2 separate regions of the Mus musculus genome follow, and region 1 is linked to region 2. A link is a loop called in an ENCODE intact Hi-C map of the cell type or tissue named here. Cell type or tissue: left cerebral cortex. All regions are shown on one strand. Links, peaks and the distances in the headings refer to the core of each region. The heading gives the core; the rest is flanking DNA. Region 1 holds the start of Ttc9c (tetratricopeptide repeat domain 9C). Region 2 has its middle 24 kb from the start of Slc22a8.

Evidence for each region. Hi-C counts contacts between places; a loop is a spot of excess contacts. Peaks named below come from ENCODE experiments on the same cell type or tissue, not always from the same donor. Only the 100,000 strongest peaks of a DNase experiment are listed, where the experiment ranks them.
Region 1: a loop joins it to region 2, with 5 times the contacts of the local background. A loop is called at or near these places in 3 of 42 quality-filtered maps.

The regions. Positions count from the first base shown.
Region 1 is chr19:8,811,228-8,819,836 of GRCm38, forward strand. It overlaps Ttc9c (tetratricopeptide repeat domain 9C), which reads right to left and starts at 8,067. Exons shown (of 4, transcript NM_027412.3): 1 at 7,794-8,067; 2 at 7,209-7,457; 3 at 4,627-4,809; 4 at 1-611. The coding sequence starts at 7,446. The coding sequence ends at 517. Hnrnpul2 (heterogeneous nuclear ribonucleoprotein U-like 2) reads left to right here and starts at 8,174. Exons shown (of 14, transcript NM_001081196.1): 1 at 8,174-8,609. In left cerebral cortex, for the core only: a CTCF peak has its summit at 4,803 (motif pointing left); a DNase peak (open chromatin) is centred at 8,186; H3K4me3 peaks cover 1,760 bases; H3K27ac peaks cover 1,240 bases.
Region 2 is chr19:8,565,241-8,573,849 of GRCm38, forward strand. No RefSeq gene overlaps it. Among named protein-coding and RNA genes, the nearest start is that of Slc22a8, 24 kb to the right of the region's middle. In left cerebral cortex, for the core only: CTCF peaks have their summits at 293 (motif pointing left), 2,082 (motif pointing right), 4,376 and 4,584; DNase peaks (open chromatin) are centred at 180, 939, 1,709, 2,041 and 2 more places; H3K4me3 peaks cover 559 bases; H3K27ac peaks cover 1,699 bases.

The DNA of each region.
Region 1 (8,609 bases), core at 488-8,487, 250 kb after region 2:
TCAAACTCAGAAATCTGCCTGACTCCCCCAAGTGCTGGGACTAAACGTGTGCGCCACCACACCCAGCTAATTTCAAATCTTTAATGTAAATATACTTGGGCTCAATTTATAATTAAAAGAAAAAAAAATCCCACTAAGCAAAACAAAAGCATCTGAAGATACTACAGAAGATTCCTGTTTGCCTGTCCTTACTCTCTCACCCTTCACCGGCCCTCTCCTCTGTGTCTGAGAACATTTAATAACACCCCATTAAATCTATGCCACAAATACAGTTGATTCCACCCACAGTCGATGAATGTTCTCAGATTGTAAGCCATACAAATACACTAGGGGACAGACAATAAACGATGCAGATGGTCTAAGGAGCAAAGAACTTGTGCAGAACAGGAAACAAAATGGAAATCCACCTGGGTCAGAGGTAAAGGGTGAACTCCTTTTGCTGAGTGAGGCTCAGATTCCCCAATGGGCCTTTGCTTGTCCACTTGAGTTCAAGTTGAGAAATGTCTCTTTTCTTCATTAACCAAACATGCCCAGGTACAGCTGTTTCTCCTTCCTATGGTAGCTGCTGAGTTCTGACTGCGTCAACTGGAGGTACCGCCGAACATTGGCATCTTCAAAGACAATAGAGGTTTACAGACAGACCATAATGACACAAATGGACCACAGAGCATTGTTAACACTCCTAGTTATTTTAGTTCTCCAAACTCTGAATGTATCACAACTATTCCATATAATAGTAAATTCTATTATTTATTTATTTATTTATTTATTTATTTATTTATTTGGAGACAGGGTTTCTCTGTGTAGCCCTGGCTGTCCTGGAACTCACTTTGTAGACCAGGCTGGCCTTGAACTCAGAAATCCACCAGCCTCTGCCTCCCAAGTGCTGGGATTAAAGGCGTGCGCCACCACTGCCCAGCGTAAATTCTATTTTTAATGCCACTATGAGTTATTATTATTAAGAGACTGACTTTGAATTTGATCTATATCTGAAAATGGCCTTGAACACCCGATTCTTTTGCTTCTACCACCAAACCCAGCTTAAAATTAAACAAGGGGCTGGAGAGATGGCAGAGGCAGGTGCATGCTTTTAATCACAGCACTCAGAAGGCAGAGGCAGGCAGATCTCTGTAAGTTTGAAGTCCACCTGGTCTACAGAGGGAGTTCCAGGACAGCCAGGGCTATACAGAGAAACCCTGTCTCGAAAAACCAAAAAAACAAAAAACAAACAAATGGCTTTTATTCCTTCATTAGCTTGTAGTGGCTTTAACACTCATTTAATTTAGAGAAATTTTATTACACTGTTATGTTTGGAGTTCCTCTGCTTCTTAACTTCCAGTAGTGGCTTTAGGAATGAAAAAAAGAGGGCTGGAGATGGCTCAGCAGTTAAAAGCACCGCTGCTCTTCCCAAGGTCCTGAGTTCAATTCCCAGCAACCACATGGTGACTCAGAACCATCTATAATGGGAACTGGTGCCCTCTTCTGGTGTGTCGGAAGAGAGCAATGGTGTACTCATATACATAAAATAAATCTTAAAAAAAAAAAAATGAAAAAAGGAAAGCAACAGAGTTGGTGGCCTTTAAGCTCAGCACAGAGAAGGCAGAGGCAATTGGACCTGAGTTTGAGGTAAACCTGGTCTACATAGTGAGTTTTAGAACAGCTAGAACAAAGAAGAGAGACCCTGTCAAAAAAATAAAATGGGGGGGGGGTGCAGAGGGGATAGAGAACGACACCATATTCAGTGTTAAACCAACAATACAGAAATGATATAGAAATGAACCTGCCATCTGCTTCAGTGTCCCTTCTGTATTGAAAACTGAGTGCCAGATCTGAAATTCTCCCAGTCAGTAGCTTGTTTTTCTAGGTCACACCTGGAGTTACCTGAGCTCAATGATAAAATACTACGTAGAGCAAAAGGCCAGCTCCTGTCTGGAGAGTAGGCTGAACAGCGATGATCAAGTTCATTTACAGGGATCCATTAACACTCTTTCTATAAAAGGTAGGGGCTTTAAAGTAAAACTCCTAAACTGGTACATATCTGTTAAACTAGCACTTGGGAAGTAGAGGAGAAGATCAGAAGTTCAAGGCCAGCCTGTGCTACAAACTGAGCTTGAGGTGAGCCTGAGTTACAGGAGATCCTGTCTCCAAACACACACACATACAGAGAAAAAAAAAGAAACAAAAAAGTTCAGATGGCCAAGTTCAATCCAGCTTGATCTCTAGTGAAATTCTGTCCTACAAAACTCCAAAATAAATAAATTAGTTAATTTAACTAAAAGGACGTGGGTGCAGTACCTGGTAGGTGTAATGTCCCGAGTATAGTTCCCAGCGGCAAAACAGAAAAGGGGTAGGGTGGTAGTAGATATTTTACATATACAGAATAAACTGGCTGGGATGTCACAGGGGTAGAGTATTTGCAGGGTAGGCACAAGGCCCTACATTTGATCTATAATACAGCAAAATCAACAGAAACAGGCTTGTATATATAAACCATTGGCCTATAGAGCTGATACAGGGAATATTAATGCATATGCCTGTTTAAGCATAAATATTCCTAATGACATAGATAGGACAAATAGTTGCTTTCCTGTGGAAACAAGAGCACAGGAGTATTCTGAGTGGGCGGTAAACTCCTGTAAAGCTAGCACTCCTCAGGGAGGCTGGCACTAGGGATGCAGCTGCAGGCTAGCCGGGGCAATGAAGGGAAAACCCTGTCTCAAAAGAACAAAATCATGGACTAACACAATGTCTCAGTAAGTAAAGGCATTTGCTGCCAGCCAGGCTGACAAGCAGAACCCGCACGGCGGAAGGAGAGAAGCAGTCCCTACAAGCCATCCTCTGGCCACCACACGAGCTGTGGCCTGTGACCACTCCAACCCCCACCTCACACACAATAAGTAAAAACAAAAAAACCTCAAAAATCCCACAAAAGTGGAAAACTTATTTATGTGTACACTTTGTTATATATATATATATCATTTTTCTTAGATATATATACCACCACTGCCAAGGAAATGTATTTTTAAATTAATATTTTGTTAATTCTTTGAGAATTTTACACAATACATATTAATTTTATTCCCCTCTTTTCCAACTCCTCCCATATCTATCCTGCTGTCTCTGCCCTCCCTGACTTTCTCCCCACATAAGTTTTGAGTTTTCTTCTTCCTCAGCCCCATCTAGTCAAGTTTGTGTTGTCTAACTACTCTTGGGAATGGGGCCTGTGCTGGAGTGTGGCTGACCTCCAAGGGGATCACCTCATAGACAACTAACTCTGCCTCTTTTGACAGCTATCAAGGGCCGACAGCTCCCCAGCAAAGACTTTCATGACCACCTTGCCGGTTCCTTCCTGGGACTGAGTAACGATTTTAAAAACAGTTAAAAACTAGGGCTGAAGAGATGGTTCAGCTATTAAGAAAACTCGTTGCTTTTACAGAGGATCCGGGTTCAGTTCTGGCACCCACGTGGTGTCTCATTACAGGCTGTAACTCTAGTTCCATAAGATTGAATGACTGTCTTTTTGGCCCAAAAGGCACCAGGGACACATGTGGTGCACAGCTATAGTGTTGGGACACAGTCCAAGAATGAAGTTGTGTGAGGAGAATTCTGAGTGCTGTGAGAAAACTCCAAGAAAGTAAGAGTCCTGTGATCTCAATGTTTTCAAAAACAAGGAATTGCTCTTAAAATGTGCCCCTCCTAGGTACAGTGGATAGGAGTGAACTGGTGTTAATTCACTCATTACAGCAGGCTATTACTATTGTTTGTTTTTTGTGTGGCTTGCTCTTGTAACCCGCAGAGTATAAATTGTCTAATGCTCTTAGTATAGTTGGCTACTGAATAAGAAGACTTCAGTGACCTCATTTTTAGCCCCACTCTCCCAGGTCCACACCACCAACAAAGCGGTAAACAATACATATGTAGTGAAACACTGGTATATCTAAAAATAAATAGGTCTTAAAAAAAAAGAAAAAAACAAAAAGGTAGAAAAGTTAAATAAACTAACACTTCCTTTCCATGGGTACTACTTCAATACAATTTTTGGGGGTGGGGGGTGTTTTGTTGAGACAGGGTTTCTCTGTATACCCTTGGCTGTCCTGAAACTTACTCTATAAACCAGGCTGGCCTAAATCTCAAGAGATCTGCCTGCCTCTACCTCCTGAGTGCTGGGATTAAAGACATGCAACCACCCAGAATGAGGAAGTTTTGTTTTGAGACAGAGTGTATGTATGTATGTATGTATTCAGACTCCAGCCATATTCAGACTCCCTATGTAACTAACAGACACTTATCCTCTTGCCTCTACTTCCCAAGTGCTGGGACCACAGGCACGCACAGCACTACATATGCTTTTTATGCAATGCTGAGGATTGAAATCAGAGCTTTGTGCATGCCTACCAACTAAGACACACACACACACCCCTATCCATCCCTACCCCTTCTTTTTCTTTAAGAAGTATTTTTCTGTTGCTTTGTAATAGATGTACATAACAATGTGAATGGTGCATATAGTTCAATACATGATGTATACAGTGTGCAATGTCAATTACACAGCAATTAGCACTATCATCCTGATCACTCATCCCTTCTTTGTACTGACAATTTTATATATGCTCATCTCTCACTTACCTTTAGGTTGCCTATTGACAGCAGCAAGCAGGTGGTGTCGAGCCCGGTCATAGTCTTGCAGGTGGAAGAAGGCTACTCCAGCCCGATACAAGGCCTTGGCATTATCGGGTTGTCGTTCTAGGACTTTCTGACTGTATTCCCTCACTCGTTCATAGTTCACTGGCTCCATCTGGAGGAGACAGGCTAATGGGCCAAGTTAAAGGGAAAAAGGAGGAGGGCTTATTATACACGAGAGAGATTCCACTGCTCAGCTCATGGCCTTCATTTATTAACTAAAGCTCAAGTGTCTCTATAGCCGAGCGCTGGGATTAAAGGCGTGCGCCACCACACCCAGCTCATAATTATTTTTTAAAAGTAAAAAAAGTAAGGAAAAGACTTTCTATTTTACAGCTATCAGAATTAAGTATAATTAAAAATATAAGGGGCTGGTGAGATGGCTCAGTGGGTAAGAGCACCCGACTGCTCTTCTGAAGGTCTGGAGTTCAAATCACAGCAACCACATGGTGGTTCACAAACATCTGTAATGAGATCTGACTCCTTCTTCTGGAGTGTTTGAAGACAGCTACAGTGTACTTACATATAATAAATAAATAAATCTTTAAAAAAAAATAAAAAAATAAAACATAACTAAATCATGTTCAGGTGGCAGAGATTCAGGTAGAATGAAGCCATTAACAAGCCTTCACTATGCTTGCATCCCTGCTATAACACCCCTACTAAGCAGGCTTTATTTACATGGGGTATTCTCCACAGGTCAATTAATCCAGCACTTTAGCTTCAAAATTTCAACTGGTAAGTACTTACCAAGCACTGATTATGATCAGACACTAAACCAGGAGCAAAGAGTAGAGAGAACAAGGCAAGCATCTAGATGATTTTACACATACACACACCCTCTTGAGTGTTTTGCCGCTATTTATGTACGTGAACCATGTGTGTGCCTAGTGCCTGAGGTGGTAAGAAGGGAGGGCAGTGTCATATCCCTTGAGACTGGAGTTACAGATGGTTGTAAATCATCATGTGGGTGCTGGGAATTGAACTCTGATCCTCTGCTAGAGCAGCCAGAGTTCCTAACTACTGGGCCATCTCTCTAAACTTGTTTAGTCTAAATAAGAAAGTGCTCCACCTCCAGGCTTGATTGGACATCTCATCATGTGCCAAAACAGATTTCACGAGAAATATCTTTGAGTAATGCTAGCCATCAGGGGTGGGGGTGTTGGTTGAGGTGGGAAATCCCTCTCACAGAGGTTAGAAGGGAGAGGTCTTTGAGCTTAAGAGAGGAGGGAGCTGATTTAACAGCTTAGGAGGACACTGGCTAAGACACAACACACTCAATCCTATTGTGCCGCTCTAGCTTCGGGCCCCAGCTTTGAGGCAGGATTTTACCAGCTTAGGGAAAGCACTCTAGGATGGAAGGCTTCACTGATCTCTACTGAGGAGCAACTGAGTTCAAGCAAGGATTAAATTCTGCCAGGGCACCACAAAGTGGAAAGCATACACAAGCAAATGAAATTTTAAATATACTTTGAAGAAAATCAAACTGCTAGAGAAAAAGTGAAGTTAAACTGTTGCTTAGTGACTGAAGGCTTCTCTAAGAAAGGTGATCTTTGGCAAATTCCTTAGTGCATTTTCTGTTTTTTAAAGGGCACAGAATCTTGCAAGAAGCATTTAAGCTCTGGGAATTAAGGCTGTTTGGGTATAATTTTAAATCTACTCATTACTAGATATGATTTCATTAGACTAAACTGAAAGAACTGTTATGACAGTTACATAGATCAATGTGTAGTGACCTAAATACCTGACATTCTACGTCATAAATGTCACATCTATGAATCCTATGTAACCATCCCTTAAACGAAACATCCCCAGGACTATGACTATCTCCATTTTTCAATTTATTTTTTTTTGTTTTGTTTTGTTTTTTATTTTGTTTGTTTTTTTGAGACAGGGTTTCTCTGTGTAGCCTTGGCTGTCCTGGAACTCACTTTGTAGACCAGGCTGGCCTCGAACTCAGAAATCCGCCTGCCTCTGCCTCCCAAGTGCTGGGATTAAAGGCTTGCGCCACCACGACGGGATACAGTTAATTCTTACTTGTTTGAATTAGGGTATTAGCACACATCACAGGCTAGTCTGGCTCTCAAACTTGAAGCCATTTTTCTACTTGGACTTCTCCAGTGCTGCAATTACAGGTGTTAGCATCATTCTTCGAAATAAACCCATTCTAGGTCCACCAAATCAAGATATCTGGGCTTTAGAGCCCAGGAAGTAGTTTCAGGTGAGGTTTGTGAAATCCCGCTTGCTTTTAGAATACTCTACAAATTGGAAACAGGTTTCAATCGACTGCTAAATAGCCAGGTGGCAGTGAAAAAGAACATCTTCCAATGTTCACAGGGCTTGATGATTCTATCTTTTTTGTTTGTTTTGCTTTTTGATACAGGGTTTCTCTGTGTAGCCCTGACTGTCCTGGAACTCACTCTGTATTTGAACTGCCTCTACCTCCTGAGTAGTGGGATTAAAGTCATGCTCCACCACTGCCCGGCCCTGCGGTCTTGATTCTCTGCCCACGCTCGTCCCATACTTACCAGCTAGGTTGTTGTAGCAGTGGGTCTGGATGGTGTGCAGTATGTTTTCTTGCTCCGGTGTGAGAGCTGGGCCCTGAGGTCCCAGACTAGAAAGAGGGGAAGGCAGACTTGGGTCCAGACCCCGCAGCTGAAGAAGAGCTCGATGGTACCTACTCACAGCATCTCGGTACTTTCCTTCCCGGTAGCGCTGGTTTCCTTCCTCCTTGTATACCTGAGCCTCCTGAAGGCGCTTCTCCATGACTGTTGGAACTGTTAAATGAAAGAGAAACTGAAGCAGTAGAATGGGATCAAAATAAATGATTAGAGCATCGATTTCGTAAGCAAGAAGCTCGCAGGGATGTGGGTTTTGCTGTTTTTACTAGTCCCATCTATTCTCCTGTGCTAGTTTTCAGTTTCCAGAAGTACCGCAAACTAAAAAAAGGAATGATGTGAGGATAGTGAGGCCATTGACCAAATGAGTTCCATTAGAAGAGATCCCGGCGTGATTACAGACACTAGGGAAATCCAAAGGCCCGACTAAACGTTCCAAGTGTGTGACCGCCCGCAAAATTCGTTTCCTTCTTTCTCTGAGGCACACCCCCTGACCTGGAAGAAGATGGAGTAGGCGGGAACAAGTGAAACAAGTCAAAAAGGCTTCGCTCCTTTCCAATCTCTTTATTTGTCCTTATCCAACAAACATTTGTTGATGGTTCTGCTGTTAATTGAGGAACCGAAGTGAGTGAGGCCTGAGTCTCCAGTCCACAAGTGAGGCACAAGAGGCCGGAAGCATTGTGCCCAACAACCGCACCACAGCGGAGGCCCAAGCCGGAAGACTCCTCCAGGAATTCGGTTTAAGTTGCAGGAGCACAGAGAGGAAGAGACCAGACCTGCCAGCAGTTTAGCCTCTAACGGGGCACGCGCATTGCGTCATGCCACCCAATCAGAAAGGAGTCTAGAAAAGTAATCCCGCAGAACCGGCCCCGCCTCCCCAGCGGACCAACCCGGAAAAAAAAAATTCCCGGCCACTTCTCCAATAGGAAAAAAAGCCGCACGATATCGGAGGACCAATCAGAGCAACAGACTACGATTCAAGCTGGCCAACGAGAGAAGGAAGGGGTGGGGTTGGCGCCTCTGTTGCTGGGTAGATGTTTAAGCACAGAAAGAGGTCCCGGCATTGCTCTCTCCCTCTCTCTCTCTCCCTTGATGCTGGAAAGGCCTTTCCCTCCTGGCTACGAAAACCCTGCACCACCCATCCTTCCAGCTTGGCTTCGGTTACTAGTCTCAGAAGTTACAGTCAAAGAATAAGCAAGAGAGGACATCGAGTAAGCCCTAGGGTGCTCCGGTAATTGGGAGCGGGCAGGAAGTAAGAGACCTGAGATGGGCGGGACTCCGGCGCGACTGCGCAGAGCCTACGACTGAAGT
Region 2 (8,609 bases), core at 150-8,149:
AAAGAAAATGTCTTATTTTTTCAATTTCAGGTAGCATTGCATGATGGAGGAGACTTGGAGAAGAATAAGAGGGACAGGATGAAATATGTAAGGGGAAGAATGTTAACTTAAAAGCCGAGATGGGGCTGGAATGATGACTCAGCAGGTAAGAACACAGGCTGCTTTTCCAGAGAATCTGGGTTTAAATTTTCACCCACATGATGGCTCACTACTATCTGTAACTCTAGTCGCAGGGGATCCAACACCCTCTTCTGGCTTCTCTGGGCACTAGGCATGCACATACAGGCAGACAAAACACCCCATGCACACAAAATAAATAACTTTTAATTTTCAAAAAAGCCAAGTGTAAAAGCATTCCAAGAATTCACAATCACAAATGAAAATTTAATACAAAGTATGCAAAATGTGTGTTAAAACACACGCAAAAAAAGTAAAGGATTGACTTTAGTCGATTTTGAAGCTTTATGTTTATTTAGGGGAGTGTTTGCTTGTTTGTTTGTTTGTTTTTGAGACATGAGATCTCACTATGTAGCTTTGGCTGTCCTGGAACTCACTATGTAGCCCAGGCTGGCCTCAGACTCTTGGAGCTCCAGCTGCCTCTGCCTCCTGAGTGCTAGAGGTAAAAGTGAGTGCCAGCATGACTGACCCTTTTAGTTCATTTTAAAGAAATATCTATTTGAGCTTTTGCTCCATTTGTTAAGGACATGTCAGTCTGTGAGTATATACATGCATTTGTTTCTGTGTATGGGTATAGAGAGAACACGTGCTTCACACCCTGGAGAGTATATGAAGAATGGAAAACACAGAGCCCCAGCAGTAAGCTGGCCTTGGTGGTCTCATAAAGCCACCAAGAAGAAGGGGCAGACATCAGCAATGTTTTCCAAGTGAGTGACTCATCAGCCCTATGTAACAAGGAGACAGCTGACCACCCAGACTTCTTCCTCCGTCTCCTAGCAGATGAAGCCTCCAGATGGCCCTGCTAAATATAATGAGATGATAATCAGGCAAGCAAAGACGTCTAATAATGCAACAGACAAATTCAGCATAAGCCTACTGATAGGACATCAGCCAGAGACAACGCTAAGATAATGTCACCAGGGCAGGCATTGAGCCACAAGCTCCAAACACTGATGTCACCAATTAAGCTTAATTACAAACAAAGGATATAAGGATAATGGCCAGAGGCTTGAGTCTGGACTTGAAGCCTTCGCCTTCATTTAAAAAAAAAACAAACAAACAAACAAACAAATCAGTCCATTTATAAGTCAGACTATTTAACCCTAGCTGCTTTGATGATCTGTGGGGGAGGGGGGAGAACCACCTGCCAGCTAAGTCCCAAAATCCAGTTTTTGTTCTTCTATAACGGATTTCTGGCCACAGAGGTGGGGGCTGCAGTTCTCAGCCTGTCTTGCAGAAAAGTGTGGCCTAAGGCTCTTCAGCAGCATTGTTTTCTGGACAGTGAGGTGTGAGTGTATGTATTCTGTGCAGTCTCCCCTCCTCTTCTCCTTTTGAGCCCCAGTGAAAACTTCTTAACCCAGTACATCAATTCAGTTTGTTCTTCTGTCATCTCTAGGATACTGCCTTCATCATTGTGGTCCAAAATGACTCACCCTTCAGCCTACACTCCACTGTTCTGAAAGAGAAGAGCAAATGCTCAGATTCCCAAACTTTTCTTTTAAGATGATTTTCTTTTTATTTTTAATCACTTGTATGTGTGGGGAGTGGGTGTGCCTGTGAGTGCGGTGCCTGCAGAAGCCAGAGAGGGACACCAGGTCCCCTAGAACTGGAGTTACAGGAATTGTGAGCTTCCTGATGTGGGTGCTAAAAACTGAACTTGGGTTCTCTGCAAAAGCAACAAGCCCTCTAACAGCTGAGCCACGTCTCCAGCCCCTAAACACTTTTATTTGCTTGGTTGTGTATGTGCACACATGACACATGCATACATATCTCAGAGCACATGTGGCGGTCAGAGGACCACGTGCAGGGCTCAAGAGATGGAACTCAACCCAGATTCCAAACTCTGAACACTGTTTTTGCTCATTATGTGACATCATCTTCTAGACAGAAAGTCATGTGTGAAGAGGGCCACCAGGGGTCAGCATGAGACAAGAACAATAGGAAGAGGCGAAATCTCAGTCTTTCCTCCTGGCAACATTTCCTTGGTGGGAAAAAAAAAAAAAAACCTGAAAGTCAATAAGAACAGAGTACTGAACAACCGAGTTTCCTTGTCTAAGTGTTGGCATACATCATTACATGTATTGTAAACATGGTTGTTGGTTGTAACAGTTTCACAAAGGCTAAGGGAAGTTCCAATTTGCTGTAAATAAGGCTGGCCCTGAACTCTTGCTACTCCTCGAGCACCTGCAAGAGCTGGAATCACAGGAGTCAGCCAGGTCATGTGGAGCTCAGATCAAACCCAAAGCCTCATGCACGGTACCCGCCCACGGCGCTACCTGCCCAGCCCTAGATTGCAAACCACCTGACTACCCACAGAGCACCGGCCAGGGATCTAGCTGACATTGAGATCCAGGCAAAGTCTTCGCCCTCAAAAAAGAATCGTTATAATCTAATGGGGGAGGGGGGAGGAGAGTGCAGGGAATGGCAGACAGTAACAAATAAATATATCAAAACACAGAGTAGAGCAAAGCTGAAGGGAGACAAATAAAAACAAAGTAAAACAGTGTGTGTGTGTGTGAGAGAGAGAGAGAGAGTGCCATAAGGAAGCCAGTATTCAGTACTAACTTCTGAAATAAAGATATATATCAGAACATGAAGGCTGGGTGATAAACAGGAGCCAGGTGGGATCCATTTCCAGTGCCAAGGAAAGTAATTGTGTTGTGTTTTGTTTTGCCGTGCAACAATGTCCTCTTACTATATACAGGGCAGTGACAATTGTTGTCTTAGTCTCTCCATACAGGCCAAAAATAATGCTCTGCTTAACATATTGGAACTTAAAACTGATTACTGCCTAATGAAGATTTAAAAATTATCATAAAACAAGTTTAGCCAGGGGCTGGGTCATCCTCAGGCCTCCAAGAACACAGACCTAAATGTGACCAGCTGGCCCCCAGTCTCCATTCACTGCCTGAGGTAAATGCTCAGATCAGTGGAACCTTCTGGACTCAAACCCATGGAATGTCCAACAAGATTTCCAGAAAAAGTCATTGCTACATCTTTCCGGGGTGTTACAGAAATGTGCTGGCACATACGTTAATAATTTAATAATACTAATTAATTTAATATTAAATTTAATATAACATTTAATAATTTAATAATAAGCACAGCTGTCATGGAGTTCATACCATGGTCATTCTCAATAATTTTAAAACATCTCACTGCCAGACAGTAGTGGCACATGCCTTTAGTCTCAGCACTTGAGAGGCAGAGGCAGACGGATCTCTATAAGTTCAAGGCCAGCCTGGTCTAGAAAGCAACTTCCAAGACAGCCAAGCCTACACAGGAGAGAGAGAGGCAGAAGTGGGCAGATCTCTATGTGTGTGAGGCCAACCTAATCCTCATAGCAGGTTTCAGGTGAGCCAGACCCTGTGTCAAAAAAAAACAAAACAAAACAAAACAAAACAAACAAACAAAAAAACAAAAAAAAATTTTTGTGTGTGCCAGGCAGTGGTGACCCACACCTTTAATCCCAGCACTTGGGAGGCAGAGGCAGGCAGATTTCTGAGTTCGAGGCCAGCCTGGTCTACAAAGTGAGTTCCAGGACAGCCAGGACTACACAGAGAAAAACCACCCTGTCTTGAAAAACCAAACAAAAAAAAAAAAAAGAAAAGAAAAGAAAAGAAAAAAAACAAAAAAAAATATTTTTGTGTGTCTATAATCCCCAAGGACTGGAGAGGCCGGGTAAAAGGATCACCAGTTTAAGAACAGCATGAGTTACGTAGTGAAAGTTAAAATACGGAGAGAGGAAAAAAGAAAGGGGAGGGAAGGGGAGAAAGAGGGAGAAGGAGAGGGAGATAGGGAAAGGGAGAGAGGGGAGAAGGAGAGAGGAGGAGGGGAAAAGAGGGGAGAGGGAGAGGGAGAGGGAGAGGGAGGAGAAACACGCGAAACAAGAATAGGAAGAAAAAAAAAAAAAAAATACTGATTCTCCCTGCAATATCCAGAAGAACCAACACCCCTCACATACCCAACCTAACCACAGCCCTTCATCTGAAAGGAAGGGTCCTTAGCAGTATCGGTAATACTGTAACAGACATTCAGGAAATACTATTTACAAAGGAGTCTTGTCCCACACATATAGCTTTTCCACTCTGCTGATCAAGCTCCCTGTATTTGTTGTCACCTGACTTTCTTCCCAGGTGCAGCTATCCCAGGGCTGCGACCCCTTCGGTTCATTTAATCAGTTAGAGAAGCCACAATTCCATACTTCCACACGATGTCACTGTCGAGCTAGTCTGGCGGGGCTGCGGGGGTGAAGGTGGGGGGCACCTAGCCGCTGCTGGGCACAAAATTTGCGCTCTGGCCCTCCTCAGCGTCCAGTACAATGCAAGAAGCTGTCCTCTCTCGCGCTCCCCTGAACCCTACACACCGATACAGAGATTGGGCAGAAGCGGGGACGAGGGGAGTGAGGCTGGCTGGCTATGCAGCCTCTTGAACTACTTGCTTCTCCTGAACTACCCAGAGAGTCAACCTCAGTCTGTTAATTCCTCGCCTCAACTTTTGTCCCAGAGGGAACACCTCCCATCTCTTTCTGAGGAAGGCTGACCTGCTGGTCGAAGGGTGGCCGGCCCTTCCCTGGAGACCACATTAGACACAGGGGCCCATGGGACCTTAGCGGGTCTTGAAGGAAACGTCATGCCATTTCTTTCTACAGAAAAGATGACACAAAAATATGCATCTCTGGAAGGTGCACACACCACTTACCGGGGAAATACAAGTTAAAGGGGCAATCTCCTGGCAACCCAGAAAGCCTCCTGCAAAAGTGGAAGGAAGGGAAATCCCAAATAACTACTAAAGCAGAATGTAACATTCAGCAAGCTACCAAGAGACTGCAAAGAGAAAAAAACTCTCCCCATTTATTGTAGCCAAGCAGAAAGTGCCCCCATTCGAAACACTGTAGATGGAAGGGTGGATGGGTGGATGATGGACAGATGGACAGATAACAAAGAAAACCCTGACTTCACAGAAAGTCTATCCAAGTCTGGTAATTGTACTGGCCACCTATGTTTAATGCCCTTATTCAGATGAAAACCCCCTTTTCCCTGTGAATAAGACCAAAAGTAGGTAGGAAGGTAATCTGGAGCAAGGCCCAACTGAGGTTAGGCTAGGACACTGGCAGAAACTGGGTCATAGGGCACTGAAGTCCTTGCTGGTTAAATTTCAAAGAGATGCTTCAGGAGGTCTTGTGAAAACACTTTAGGGGAGGAAAACTGGAAGAAGGACTTAGTTTGCTTCTGAAAGGATTTACAACCATTAGCAAGAGGCAGGTGAGTCTCTGAAATACCAGACTCTACTCTAAGAGGGAGCTGGGGAAAGCTTTTGGCTTCTTCTCAACAGAGACAACTAAACTGTTTTCTCTCCTTAAGTTGGTTTGGGACTGCCCCCACACAGCCTTCCCCTCCCCTTTCCTGGAGGACCAGGAGCATGAGAGGACAAAGGTGAACTCGGGAGGAACCACACCAACCATAGCACCACTGCTCCCTGGAAATCTGTCCCCGATTAAGCTAGGCCTTTGTCAAGCTGGCTGGAACATGCTGGAGGAGAAACAAATATTTAGATATTGGTCAAGAGTGGTTTCTGTTTTCACTCAGCTTTTTCTTAAAGTTTTCAAAAATACAGGAAAATTGAAAGAATGGTATAATGAATACCCCATCTAGTCACCACTTAGGCTTAAGACATGGACATTAGCAGTGTTCAGGCTCTGGAGTGCTCACCATTGCATTAAAGATCGTGAAGGAGAAGCCAGACAGGAAGGAATTGGAGGAGGAGAGGAAGGGTGGGAGTGATGTAGATATAAGTGCTGTGTGTGTGCGTGTGTGCATGTGTGTGTGTGTGTGTGTGTGTGTGTGTGTGCACGCATGCATGCGTGTATCAGTCTCCATGTGCATGTTGCCCCATGACATCCTCAGATATCAAATGGGTGTGCAACCTTTAGAGTGACATTTGCATAGACCCCCATTCAGCATATCTCCCCATATACTTTAAATTGCCTTTGAATTATATAATATAGTGTAAATACTATGTCAGGTTTTTTTTTTTTTTTTTTTTTTTTTTAGAGAGAGGGTCTCATTGCGTACTAGACTGAAACTCTAAAGGCATGCTCCACCATGGTCTATTTTTTTTTTAAGACAATGTCTCTATATGGCACTTGAAGTCCTATAACTCACTATGTAGAACAGGCTAGCTTCAAACTCATAGAGATCCTCCTGCCTCTGTACAACCACACCTGACTCAATGCAATTTGTTAAAATAGTTTTAAAATGAGGTTAGCACAGTGTTTCTCAACCTGTGAGCTACAACCTCTTTGGAGTCAAAGGACCCTTTCATGGGGGTCGCATAACAGAGATCCTGCATCACACTTACATTGTGATTCATAACAATAGCAAAGTTACAGATATAAAAGAGCAACAAAAATAATGTTGTGGTTGGGGGGTCACCACAACATGCGGAACTATATTAAAGCCGTCGTAGCATCAGGAAGGCTGAGAAGCACTGGGCAGAACAGAGGCTGCAGGAACTGCAGGTGCAGAGAGCCGGCTGGCCGGGGTTTTGCTGAAGCACTTGAAAGCTAGCCAAAATAAGCCCAACTCAGGAAGACAAAGATCAAATGTCTCCTCTCATACGTGGAAACTAGACTAAAAAAAAATATGAAAGTAGAAAGGCTGTTTGTGAAGAGGAAGGGAACCAGTGGGAAGTGGAGATGGGACCTGAGAGGGGTACTGAGGACATGAGTGACCACAGCACATTATAGACATGTATGAGAATGTCATAGTGAAAACATTATTTTGTAAAACTAGCATGCTAACAAAGCTGGGTGTGGTAAGGCATGCCTATAATCCCAGGATTTGGGGAAGTCAAGGCAGAAGGGTTAAGTTCAAGGCCAACCTAGTCTCTAGTAAGAACCTGTCTCAAAACAAACAGCCATGGTGGCCTGGTGTAGGAGTTTAAATTAGAATGGGCTCCCATAGGCCATAGGCTCATAAATTTGAATATTTGTTCACAGTTGGTGGAACTCTTTGGGAAGAATTAGGAGGTAAGGCATTGTTGGAGGAAGTGTTTCTCGGAGGAAGGCTTTGAGGGCACAAAAGCCCATGCCATTCCTAGTTAGCTCAAGCTCTCCACTTCCCATCTCTTCCCCCCCACCCCCTCCTCCTGCCACTCCCTGCCTTGTGCTTGTGGATCTGATGTGAGCTCTCAGCTACTGCTGCAGTGCCATACCTGCCTGCTGCTATGCTCCCTGCCGTGATGATAAGCACACCCTCTGAAACTGTAAGCAAACTCCCAGCTGCTTTCTTTTATCAGTTGCCTTGGTCGTGGCGTCTTTTCACAGCAATAGAACAATGATGAAGACACCTGGCAAGCAAGTAAAAGGACTTGCTGCCAAACCTGGTGATAAGAGTTCATTACTGGCATCCACAGGGTGGAGGGGGAGAACTGACTCTCACAAGTTGTCCTCTGACCTCCATATTCGTGCAATGGGATGCACACACATACACATACATACACACACACACACACACACACACACACACACACACACAAATGCATGCACGCACAAATAAATAAATTTAAATATAGATGCTAATAATAATAAAGCCAAAATCAGCCAATTGGAAAACAACAAAAATTCAATAAATCCTGGAAGACATGCAATTAAAAAAAATCATTGTGACCTTTAAAGCCATCAGTGTGCACCTCTGAAATAACTGAACTCTTTAATGGATGGACTCCAAGTTGCTTGAATACCTGAGGTAATAAAGCTGCACTCCTGAAATGTTTTCAAAGAAGGAAGAAGCAACAGAGAAAATGCCAGGATGAGCTGGGGGCTGACTTCCTGCTTTGTACTCTACAAAATCCAGCCAGTCCAAAGGACAACGACTCTGAAAAAGGAAAACCAGAACAGGGAGAAGATGAGGAGGTGAGGTAGCAAGGAACTGACTAGGAGTGATGTCTCAGGCAAGACTCATGATGTCTGAGCTCGCTCACTCGAACTACAGAGAGAACCAGAGAACACACTCAGTGAGTGACCTGTAAGGTCCAAACCCTGGGGGCAGAGCGGAGCTTGGAGAGACAGCCTGATGGTAAAGTGTGGTAGAAGGTGCCGGGAGAGGAGAGGCAACCAAGGCCAAGGAAGGAGTGGGACAGGGAGGATTTTAAGCAGAGAAGTAACTCAACCTGATTTCATTTCTCAGACACCTGGCTGTCTGGTTGAAGAAGACTCAGTGGACAAAGTACTTCCTGTCAAAGCTGATGGTGCTCATCAGTTAAGTGGCAGGACACAAAACGCAGTTACCTCCCTGCACACCAACAGCAAACATGCTGTAAAAGGCATCAGGAAAAGAACTCCACTCACAGCAATCACAGAGATGAAATAAAATACCTAGGAAAAAGCCTAACCAAGTAAAGCAAAGGCCATGGGGGTGGAAGCCTTAAGG